2 separate regions of the Mus musculus genome follow, and region 2 is linked to region 1. Evidence: chromatin loops called from intact Hi-C (ENCODE). Cell type or tissue: left cerebral cortex. All regions are shown on one strand. Links, peaks and the distances in the headings refer to the core of each region. The heading gives the core; the rest is flanking DNA. Region 1 has its middle 250 kb from the start of Gm24127. Region 2 has its middle 52 kb from the start of Gm24127.

Region 1 (5,390 bases), core at 189-5,188:
AGGTGTCTGTTCACAGCAGTAAAACCCTAACTAAGACAATGTTTCCCACTGTCTCCTCTATGAGATTCTGTGTGTCTGTTTTTACATTGATATCCTTAATCCTCTTGGACTTGATTTTAATTGAAATCATGAGTGACACCATTGATCCTAAAGAGTCATATAGTTATGGAGAGATACCAGAAACTATGGATGGATAGTTTATACACAACTCAGTAAAATAACAGCCATGGGCAAGTGCAGGTTTGGATTTTCACTAGAAGCCAAGCACGTTTACATTCTGAATATACACTGCAGCTCCAGAACTATAAGACCAAAAATATCTGTTACTTAAGGTCCATAGTTATGGTGCTATTTTTATGAAATCCCAAGTTAATGTGTGAGACAAGGAAAATATACTTAACATTAGGAAAAACATACATACATTAAATCCTTATATGTTCTTTGTATGCATGCATAAGAAAGAAAAAGAACATTCATCAAAGCAATAGAGATATGTGCATGTGCTAGCTGTATCTCACAGATACAATGAAAGAAAATGTAAAGGAAAACCAGAAATAATATTAGGATATTGAGAGACCAAAGAGAAATATCAAGCAGGATGTCTTGAACAGGGGCATTTTAAACAGAAGATGTATGGCAGTGGCCCAAAAATCAGATTTGTCCCATTGTGAGAGACAAGAGAGAGAAAGGGACATTTTACAGGTTGTCTGATATGGGATTGACATTGTTGGCGTTCAAACCAGACATTAAACAGACTTCATGCGGAAGTTGCCTTTTACTACAAGCATGGTAATGCAAAACCCTTAAGTGCATGAAGAGATGAGAGAGAGAGAGAGAGAGAGAGAGAGAGAGAGAGAGAGAGAGAGAGAGAGAGAGAGAGAGGAATTTTGTGACTTGGATAGATACTTCCTGGAGGTGACCAAACTTCTGCTAGAAAAAGTACATAAGTGTAGTGGAGAGTGTTCTCCTTTTGACAAGGCCTGAGGAGTGGGTCCCTGCAAGGGCTTGTGGGGTCATTCATACTGAATTACCCAGCCTTTCCTGAGGCTTGGTTTGCTTTTGTCTTGCATTTGCATTCTTAGCATTGTTACTGGAACGTTTTACTTTACTTTATATGTGACATATTTCCCCAGAATCAGAAAAAGTAAGCTTGGACAATGGTCCAGTTTTGTTTGTCTCTGAGGAACCTGGGAATGAAATAGACTTTTTATTCCTCTGTTTGTCAATAGCGCAGTTGAGTCAACACAAGGTCTTGGTCTTGGTTCATCAGCTAACACCTTTATGTTCTCTTCAGATGGGAACTTAGTTCTAACAAGAATTTGCTCTCCAAACTGTTTCAAACAGCAGTTAGTTGATTATCAAAAATTTAGACAGGTCTTGCTGAGTAATTGGTTCCATGACCTAATGTGAACATTCAGAGGAATCAAAGAAAGGTGCAGAAACTGACTCAGTTTACTAACTTGTTGATATCTCTGGCATTTGAGTAATTAGATCTCCTGATTAGGATATGGGAGATGATAGATGCCAATAATTACATCAATATTTTCTGGTTATGTAGTCTGTCATCTCTCTACACTGTTACTGCAATTCTACCAAACTCAGTCACTTGGAGACTATTCTAATTACTTGCTGAAGCTATGTTCCCTCTTTGTGTTGCACTTCATGGGTTAGCAGGAAACCACTGAGATTTAGGAAGAGAAGAAAGCAGAAAAGTGTAGTGTGTACATTATTGTTAAACATAGGAAGTCCTCAAAAGACACTGTACATGAGAAAAATGAAAAAATGAATGCAAAACCTTTCAGCTGTGAACAAAGAGATGCATAAATAAAGGTGGCCTGAGTAGTCTCAGTGCCAGTGTGTGTGAACTGCACCTTTTGGTCAAAGTCTTCTTTCACCTGTACCACACATCCTCCTCCAAGTTTTGAACTCTACCAGAGCTAGAACTCAGCAACTTCCTCACTCCTCTATGCACATCTAAGCTACAAGAGCAAGTATATGGCGCTTTGCTGCTTTTACTTGGGTAAATATGACACACTTATCCGAGGGCCATGTACTAAATTAGATAACTTTTTGGTTTTTTGTTTTGTTTTGTTTTGTTTGGGCCTTTCCATACATCATCTTATTCGTCCAATATTATTTTATGCTCAGGTCAAGGAAGAAAGGAAAAAGAAGCCACGTGGTAGGAGTGCCTTCTTTAGTTCCAGCACCCTAGAGGCAAAGGCAAGAGGATCTCTGAGTTTGAGGTCAGTGTGATCTATAAAGCAAGTTCTAAGACAACCAGAGCTACATCAAGAAAACTTGTCTCCAATAAATAAATAGATTTGAGAGAGACAGATATGTAGATAGATAGATGGATACATAGTTAGATAGATGAAAAGAAAAGCAAGAAACAAAGAAACAAAGAATGAAACTAAGAAAGAAGAAAGCATGCTATTTCTGTTTGTCATTTTTTGCTTTACCATGACACAATTCCCAAATAACCAACTTAATAAAGGAGGGAGGATTTAGGCGGTCCATGGTTTCAGGGGTTGCAAGCTAATCCTGGGCTTTGTTGATTCTCTGTCAATTGTGAACCTGAACAATTTGGCAGAAGAAATGTTACAAGGGTTACTCACCTGTGGTAGAATTCACAGTACAGTGCAAAAACAATAAAAAATTTTTTCAGATTTGAACAAATCTAATAAAGCAAAGACTTTACAAGAAAAGTAGATGGTTATTTTTTGCTATAGTCCACTGCACATGGGTGAGAGGCTTGCAAGTGCAGAATTTCTGTGAATACATAAAATGCGTAGGAAGCCAGAGAAGCTCTCATGACTCAGGATGTCCACACACATCATGTTTCGCAGTTTAGCGTGTGCTACAGATGGCTGGAATTCTGCTGTCCTTGTCCAACGCTCTGATACTTTTAAATTGTATAGACAATACTAAGAAGTTGCTTTTTTAAAATTAGGTATTGATTTCATTTACATTTCCAATGCTATCCCAAAAGTCCCCCACACCCTCCCCCACCCACTCCCCCACCCACCCACTCCCACTTCTTGGCCCTGGTGTTCCCCTCTATTGAGGCATATAAAGTTTGCAAGACCAATGGGCCACTCTTTCCAATGATGGCCGACTAGGCCATCTTCTGATACATATGCAGCTAGAGACACGAGCTGTGAGGGGTACTGGTAAGTTCATATTGTAGTTCCACCTATAGGGTTGCAGATCCCCCCAGCTCCTTGGGTACTTTCTCTAGATCCTCCACTGGGGGCCCTGTGATCCATCCAATAGCTGACTGTGAGCATCCAGTTGTTTTATAGTTGTATAATATGGTGTTTGCACCTGAATTTTGTGTTATTTTAATTCTAAATACAGGCGTTTATAAATATATATATATATATATATATATATACATATATATATATACATTACCCATATTTAAATAAAAAAATAGAAAAAGCTTACTATATTAAAATGCATTTTTTCTCAGTAAGGGTCACATACTTTGGATTTGGAAAACAGACTCTGCTAAGGATTTGTAAGGCATAGGTCATGTTAAAATGGATATAAAGTATGAAGACAGAAAATATATTTGAATAGGTTCTTGTTACAATAATTATTTCTAATAGTTTGTTTGTTTGTTTGTTTTATATATTTGCTTGTAGCTATTGCAAGAGGCAGACTCATTCACTAAAGCAGGCCGTAAGTAAAATCAAAATGCCATAATGCTAAAGCTATAACTATGAAACTGACCACTCTCAAATGCTATTTGTGGAATATTAATCTGCAAAGATTAACAAGAGTACAGAGATTCTTCTCTATTTTCTTCTCCTTGCCAGCACATCTTTTGACATTTCAATTTCCGTTCTGTGCTTGCAAATGGACCTTGCCTGTTGGAATTGAAGTAGGGTCAACGGTAGATATCAGCAAGTAAGCCTCATGAGTAGCTTTTAAGGAAAGATTGCAATCTGAGCAGAACCCTCAAGCCATTAGGGAATCTTACATAATCATGTGTACAATGAATTTGAAATAAGGATACCCACTGTGCAAAGTAATTCTGGATAGGCTCTCATTATCAACTTAAAGATGTATTTAGCCTAAGGTTTTGTAATATGGCCACAATTATAATAAAAAGATGTTGAAATTGTGGTAACTCATAAGGATGGAAGCTAATTTATTGTTAGATGAGTCTATACCATCTGGAGTATTCCTGCTGTGGTTTACATTGGACCAGAAAGTACTTCTCTTACCAGGACAAGATGTGGTCATAGGTGGACCATTCCATACGTGATGCCTCCGGGAAAGGCTGCCAGCAAGGATGCTTTCCTATTATCAGTAGCAAGGAGGTCAACTTTAGATTCTGGAACAGCAAAAAAAAAAAAAAAAAAAAAAAAAAAAAAAAAAAAAGATTCTGGAAAAATATTAGCTGTCACACTTTTGAATACAATATATGTTGGTAAGTCTCTGCTGAGGTCTACCTGGGAGATTACAGAGATTGTACTTCAAGAAAAATCAAGTAGCAACAAACAGTTTTTAGAATGTACACAACCAGATATTCCCAAGAGTGATCTGGGATGCAATGGGTAACGTAGAGAATAGACGCTGAATGGCCCGTGGTCAGAATCCATTGTCATTCCAGGCCTCAGCTAAGTCACAACTATTTCATTACATCCCACATGTCAGGAAGAGTTTATCCACTTCTTCTTAGTGGCTATAGCTCTCAGACTGAGGTCTGTAGGAGTCGTTTGGTGTTATCTTCCCAAGGTCTCTGACTGAGTCACTTGTTTCAAAGATACATGGCAGAAAAGGCCAGAAGCATCACTATCAAAAATGAAAATAAAAGAACGTTGCTTTTCTCTCTGACTGTGTGGCTTGAGACAGTTCATCTTATCAAGAAAAAAAAAAAAAAGAAAAGAAAAGAAAAGAAAAGAAAAGAAAAGAAAAGAAAAGAAAAAGAAAAAAATCTTCTCTCAAATACCATTTGTTCATGCTTTGAGGAAAAAGTCCCTTTCTTTTTCAGTTGCAACTTTCTTTTCTTTGCATCTTGATAAAGCAGACCCAAGATTGATTGACAATACAAGTACGTGTTTTCTTCATTCCAGAGGAAAAGTTTATAGGTTTGAGCATTCTGTATTGTTTAGGGGCTTTATGTATTGTTAGAACACCACCCTTGATTTCTGGAAAGTGAAGTACTTAAAGACGTCATTCCTGAACCTGCATCTTGCTCTGCATTTATTAGCTGTGAGAGAAGCAACATGCTTACTTTCTCTGTCTGGCATGTCAGTAATATATCAGAAAATCACATTAGAGATGAAATAAGTGAACCCATTAAAGACATAGAAAAAGTGGCTGCTTTGTAAGAAGTACTCTTAAGAACCTGTCTCTTACATGGCCCTAGCTTAATTTCC
Region 2 (5,390 bases), core at 143-5,142, 300 kb before region 1:
TGACCCTGAAAACCTATATCTTGGTTTACACAATGGAGATTTCAGAGGCATTTAACCTAACCAAGAAAAATTGCCTTGATTGTAAGTTTCACAACTCTATGGACAGAGTTTCTGAAATGAGAAAATGAGTGTAGTAGAAGGGTCTATTTTTCTTTGCTTTTGATTGGAGATACAGTGGGACCAGAGTCATCAAAGTCCTGCCGATGCATTAACACTCATGCATTACCTAATGATATTGGTTGTACCATCCATTAAAGCGCAAAAATACAACTTTTAACCTGGATTTAAAGGTATTTTATTAGAGCAATGGAAACGGTAACTTATACTTACTATGTGAGATTAATTGTCATCATGATTGTGTTTTCTTTTTTTAACATAAAATTTTCATTCATTTTCCTCACATTTTATGCATTACCTAATATAATGAAGTTTTTATTTTTTCATCTTCTATACTTAAATTTTTCATACTGGTCCTTAGAATGGTAGTGATTACATATAATTTGCAATATAGCTTAAAGTAGTATAACCCATTCCAAGTAGCCATTAGAACTAACAGCAAGAGAGGAAATATACACTGTTGTCAGAAATCATCTCATCCTATTTTTGTCACATTGTTTTTATTTAACTCATTTGATCTGACTTTATGGTCATCTGTTATTATATTTTGACTACTGTTTTTACATAATGTAGAGACTTTTATAATTTTAAGATACAAATATATTATTTTTAACTCTAAATTATTTTATATTCATTTATTCTAATTGTGAATATCTATCTACTTTTACATAGATCTGAGTTTCTTAGTATACTAATTCTATGTAAAGAACTGTTAGGAAACTCGTAGAGCCCAGATCCAGTAGAAAGACAGGCATCAAGTGAGGGATAGAGTCACTAACTCACAGTCAAAACTCTAACCCATAATTGATTCTGTTTCTGAAAAACCTGAAGGAATGGAAATGGAGATGAGCCTGAGGAAAGGAACAGCAACAGGCCCAAAGTGGGTTCCAGCTCAAGGGGAGGCCTCAAGGCCTGACACTATCACTGAGGCTATGCAACACTCACAAAAAGGGACCTATGATGACTGCCCCCTGAAAGACCCAACAAACAGCTGAAAGAGTCAGATGCAAATATTTGCACCCAACCAGTGGACAAAAGCTGCAGTCCCCTGTGGCTGAATTAAGGAAAACTGGAAGAAGCTGAGAAGGAGGGCAACCCCATAGGAGGACCAGCAGTCTCAACTAACCTGGGTCCCTGAAATCTCTCAGACACTGAACCTCTCAGACACTGGACCACCAACCAGGCAGCATACAACAGCTGATATGAGGTCCCCAACACATATACAGCAGAGGACTGGTGGGTCTGGGTTCAGTCAGAGAAGATACACTAAACCCTAAAGATACTGGAGGCCCCTGGGTGTTTAGAGATCTGGTGGTGTGGCGGGGGTGGGACATTCTCATGGAGACAGGGGTATGGGGATGAAGTATGGGATGGAGACCAGGAGAGGAATGAAATCTGGAGTGAAGTAAGAAAAGATAAAATAATAACTGTTAAAATCTTTTGCAGTGTATTTCTTGTGAAAATATGATAGTTTTTAAAACTTCAGAAAGTCTTATTTTTTCTAGTTATGAACAGTATTTTTACTGCATATTCAATATTTTTAAACTTTTCTATTCATACTTTATTTCTTTGAATTTGTCACTTTTTTATCTTTTTGTTTTGTTTTTGAATTTTGTTCTTTGTTTTCATTTTTGAAAAGTTTCCAAAAATGGATTTGTCTTTTATTTGTTTGGGTTTTGTTTTTGTTTTTTTGTTTTTGTTTTGTTTTTGTTTTTGTTTTTGTTTTTTGTTTTTGTTTTTGTTTTTGTTTTTGTTTTTGTTTTTGTTTTTGTTTTTTGTTTTTGTTTTTGTTTTTTGTTTTTTGTTATTTTGTTTTGTTTTTTTGTGTGTGTGACAGGGTTACTCTGGCTGTCCTGGAACTCACTCTGAGCCCAGGCTGGCCTCAAACTCAGAAATCTGCCTGCCTCTGCCTCCCAAGTGCTGGGACTAAAGATATGTGCCACTACTGCCCAGCTTAATTCTCATTTTTATCTTTAGTGTATCTGAGCAGTTTTTTTCCAAAGTTTTCTGTTTGTGTATCGCTTTCCTTTTAAGTTTCTTGGTAATGTTTTTTTGCATCTTCTGGAACATGATCCGAGTCTTTCATTAGTTTTAGTAAATTCACTGTGATTACGTCAATTATTTATTCTCCTATTTTCATTTTTCTTCTCTATTAAATGATTCAAATATATGCTTGTGTCATATAGGATGTTTTGTACAAAACTCACTATGTTGTGTTTGATTCTATTGTGACGCTCCAGCAGTATCTCACTCTCCTAACAATATATATTCCCCTCACAGACATTTTCCAAAATTACAAATAAGTTGTTCCTACTAACTTTTGATTCTGGGATTTCTGTTTCTTGTAAGATTTTTTTTAATGGATTCAAGATGGGATCGCTCTAAATTTGGGGATGTGGCTCTGTGCCCTCACTTCTATGATATGTGGAGAGAAAAATGTAGTCTTCTATGAACTTCAGCTCCTTAGTTGTAAAGATGAGAGTGTATGTCATATGTCATATGTTAGAATTTATACTAGGCATCTTGAAGATAGAATTATGATCTTAGAAAAATCTGAAGGAAAATTTTGTGCTAGTGTGCTAGCTACAACCTATAAGGCTGTTGACACAGTTTAATTCTGAAACATATAACACATCTCACACACACTCCTCTATATACTGTGACTCTCCACATGTAACAAAGCAATCACACTACATATGGAAAATGCTCAAGCTTTGATGAAACAGTGGGAAATCAACTGATTGACCAAGTTCAACTAAACTGACTGATTCCATCCTGTGGATTACTGTTATATCATAAAAAGTCATTTGATATATTTTGGTTGTATCATGAGTTGGTTTTCATAAGTGGGGAACTCAAATACCCCTTATGTCCTTAAGTGTGAAACTCAAATAGCACCATGAAAATAATCTGGCAGCTTAGAAATGCACATTTTGGATTTTATCCCAGACATATTGAGTCAGAAATTCTGGGAGTGAGGCCCAGCAATCTGTTTATTAAAATTTCCTTCAGGCTATTCTATTGCAGGTGAAAGTTTCAGAGATGATTCACTATGCCATATTTGACAGTGATTTCAACACCATATCTAGAAGGTCATCAGAAAACTATCAAATGATTCTTCACCAACTATTTCTTACTCCCAATTGTAAGACGAAGAGTGAAGCAAGTTATGTCTCTCGCAGAAATCAGAGCTAAATGATCAATTATTATGGCAGGATTAGTTCACTAGACAATCAGTCATCTATGATATTCTAACCAATTAAAAAGACTTTATTGCAACTTTTACCTTATGGTTGACTGGAATATAGGAAATGATGCAGTATCTCAACTTAAAACATCGTCTCTTAAAAATGAGAGCAGTCTATCCATGATGCAAGAGAATGAAGCGGAAATGTTATTTCCAGAAGAAATGATGCACGTGACTTTCTAGTTGCCTTCCTGTGCTTTGCAGGCTTCTGACTTACTATAGGGATGAATAGCTGTACCTTAAACTGGGGTCGACTTGCATTTTAACAGATAATTTTTGTCAAGATAACTTAATTGCTCTAGGGAAAAATATAAGCGTGATAGTAGGTAGATGATAGGTATTGGAAACTTCTGCTTTATCGCCACTGCTTTCTGGTATTCATTTTACAATAAACTGGCTACTTTAGTTCTACCTTCAAATGAGGAGTTCAAATAAAAGCCTTCAGAGGAAGAGTATGCAGTTCTCTGTTCCACTGAAAGGCCATATTGCATCACAGCCTTCTTTTAAAAATATGTATTCACATTAGTGTGTGTGTGTGTGTGTGTGTGTGTGTGTGTGTGTGTGTGTGTTTGTGTGTGTGTGTTTGTGTATGCATGCGCGAGTGTGTGTGCAGTGTGAATGTATGTATGTATGTGTACCAAATGAATGTAGGGATGGTAAATAATCAGAAGAGGTGGAAGATTCCCTGGAGCTGGCATTACAAACAGTTGTAATGTAGGTTCTAGGGACAACGTAAGCTCCTCTGCAAAAGGAGTAAGTCCTCTAAACCACTGGGTCATTTCTCAGCTCCAAATACTGCAGCTTTACCTCCTCCACCTCCTCCTCCTTCTTTCTTCTTTTATTGATTTCTTTTATTTGTGTAGGAAATTTATTTTACCATGGGAATGTTTTCATGGCAGAATGTGGGCAGGTATGTATAGCCCCATTTGTGCTTCAGGAGTGTCTGTCAATACACAAACACAGCTTAATTACTTCATCCAGTATCCTAATTATAGCAAACCACTGCAAGTCACACCTGGGAGACCTGCTTTATCTCTTAAATATCCCTGTTTCTCAACATTGATAATTGAACATTTAAAAATGAAAACACACACACGTGTGTGTGTGTGCGCGCGCGCGTGTGTGTGTGTATATATATATATATGCATATATATATATATACATATATATATATATATATATCATTGTGATCACTCGCTATATTAAAAGGTAAGAAGTGTTTCCTGTATATTCCTATATATTAAAGTGTTTAGCTAAGAACTAAAGGGTGAAATTTAATATACACTGTGCCACTTCTGTGAAAACTAAGCTGTGAATCTACTTTGACTGGTCTTAGATATTTTTCTGTATGGTACGTACCCAGTAAATTCCAAGTTCATAAACATAAGCAAGAAAAATACCCTTAAGTCTTTTCATGTGACAAATATTTTGAATTCTTACTACCAACCACCACAGAACAATGAAATTTATAATTTATCTATAAACTACAGTAAAGGCTTGAAATTCTATCTCAACTGTTTCATAGTATAGGGAAGGAAACTGAAAGTCCAGGCCCTGACTGTGCTACATATTAAGTTCATGGCCTAACCAGACAACTTAGTGAATCCCTGTCTCACAATAAAGAGTAAAAGGAGAATTGGTAATAGAAGATTTGAAGATTAGAACACCTTACATAAGAGGCTATGTCTTTAATACTCTGAAGTGCCACCTTATGTGCACATACTAAATAGAAAAAAGAAATTCAAGTACATGTGATGTTTATACTATAAATCTGAGAAAAGGATTTATTTTCAATTAAAATAATTGATATTAATTACATCATAATTTAAAATGCATTTTAGCAATAATAATAAATTTTAAAGGGTCCAATTGCTAGGCTATCTTCCTCTTATAATACTAAAGTTCTATAATCACCCAGTCTAAGCTTTCTGTTCTTGTTGTTTTATTTTGTTTTTTTTGTTTTTTGTTTTTTCAAAACAGGGTTTCTCTGTGTAGCCCTGGCTGTCCTGGAAATCACTCTGTAGAC

What was found. A loop is a pair of places that touch in the nucleus more often than their neighbours do. Peaks named below come from ENCODE experiments on the same cell type or tissue, not always from the same donor. Only the 100,000 strongest peaks of a DNase experiment are listed, where the experiment ranks them.
Region 2: a loop joins it to region 1, with 4 times the contacts of the local background. A loop is called at or near these places in 2 of 42 quality-filtered maps.

What each region holds. Positions count from the first base shown.
Region 1 is chr14:92,612,986-92,618,375 of GRCm38, forward strand. No RefSeq gene overlaps it. Among named protein-coding and RNA genes, the nearest start is that of Gm24127, 250 kb to the left of the region's middle. In left cerebral cortex, for the core only: no CTCF peak of the experiment used is centred there; DNase peaks (open chromatin) are centred at 2,808 and 3,172.
Region 2 is chr14:92,313,940-92,319,329 of GRCm38, forward strand. No RefSeq gene overlaps it. Among named protein-coding and RNA genes, the nearest start is that of Gm24127, 52 kb to the right of the region's middle. In left cerebral cortex, for the core only: no CTCF peak of the experiment used is centred there; DNase peaks (open chromatin) are centred at 2,551 and 3,060; H3K27ac peaks cover 483 bases.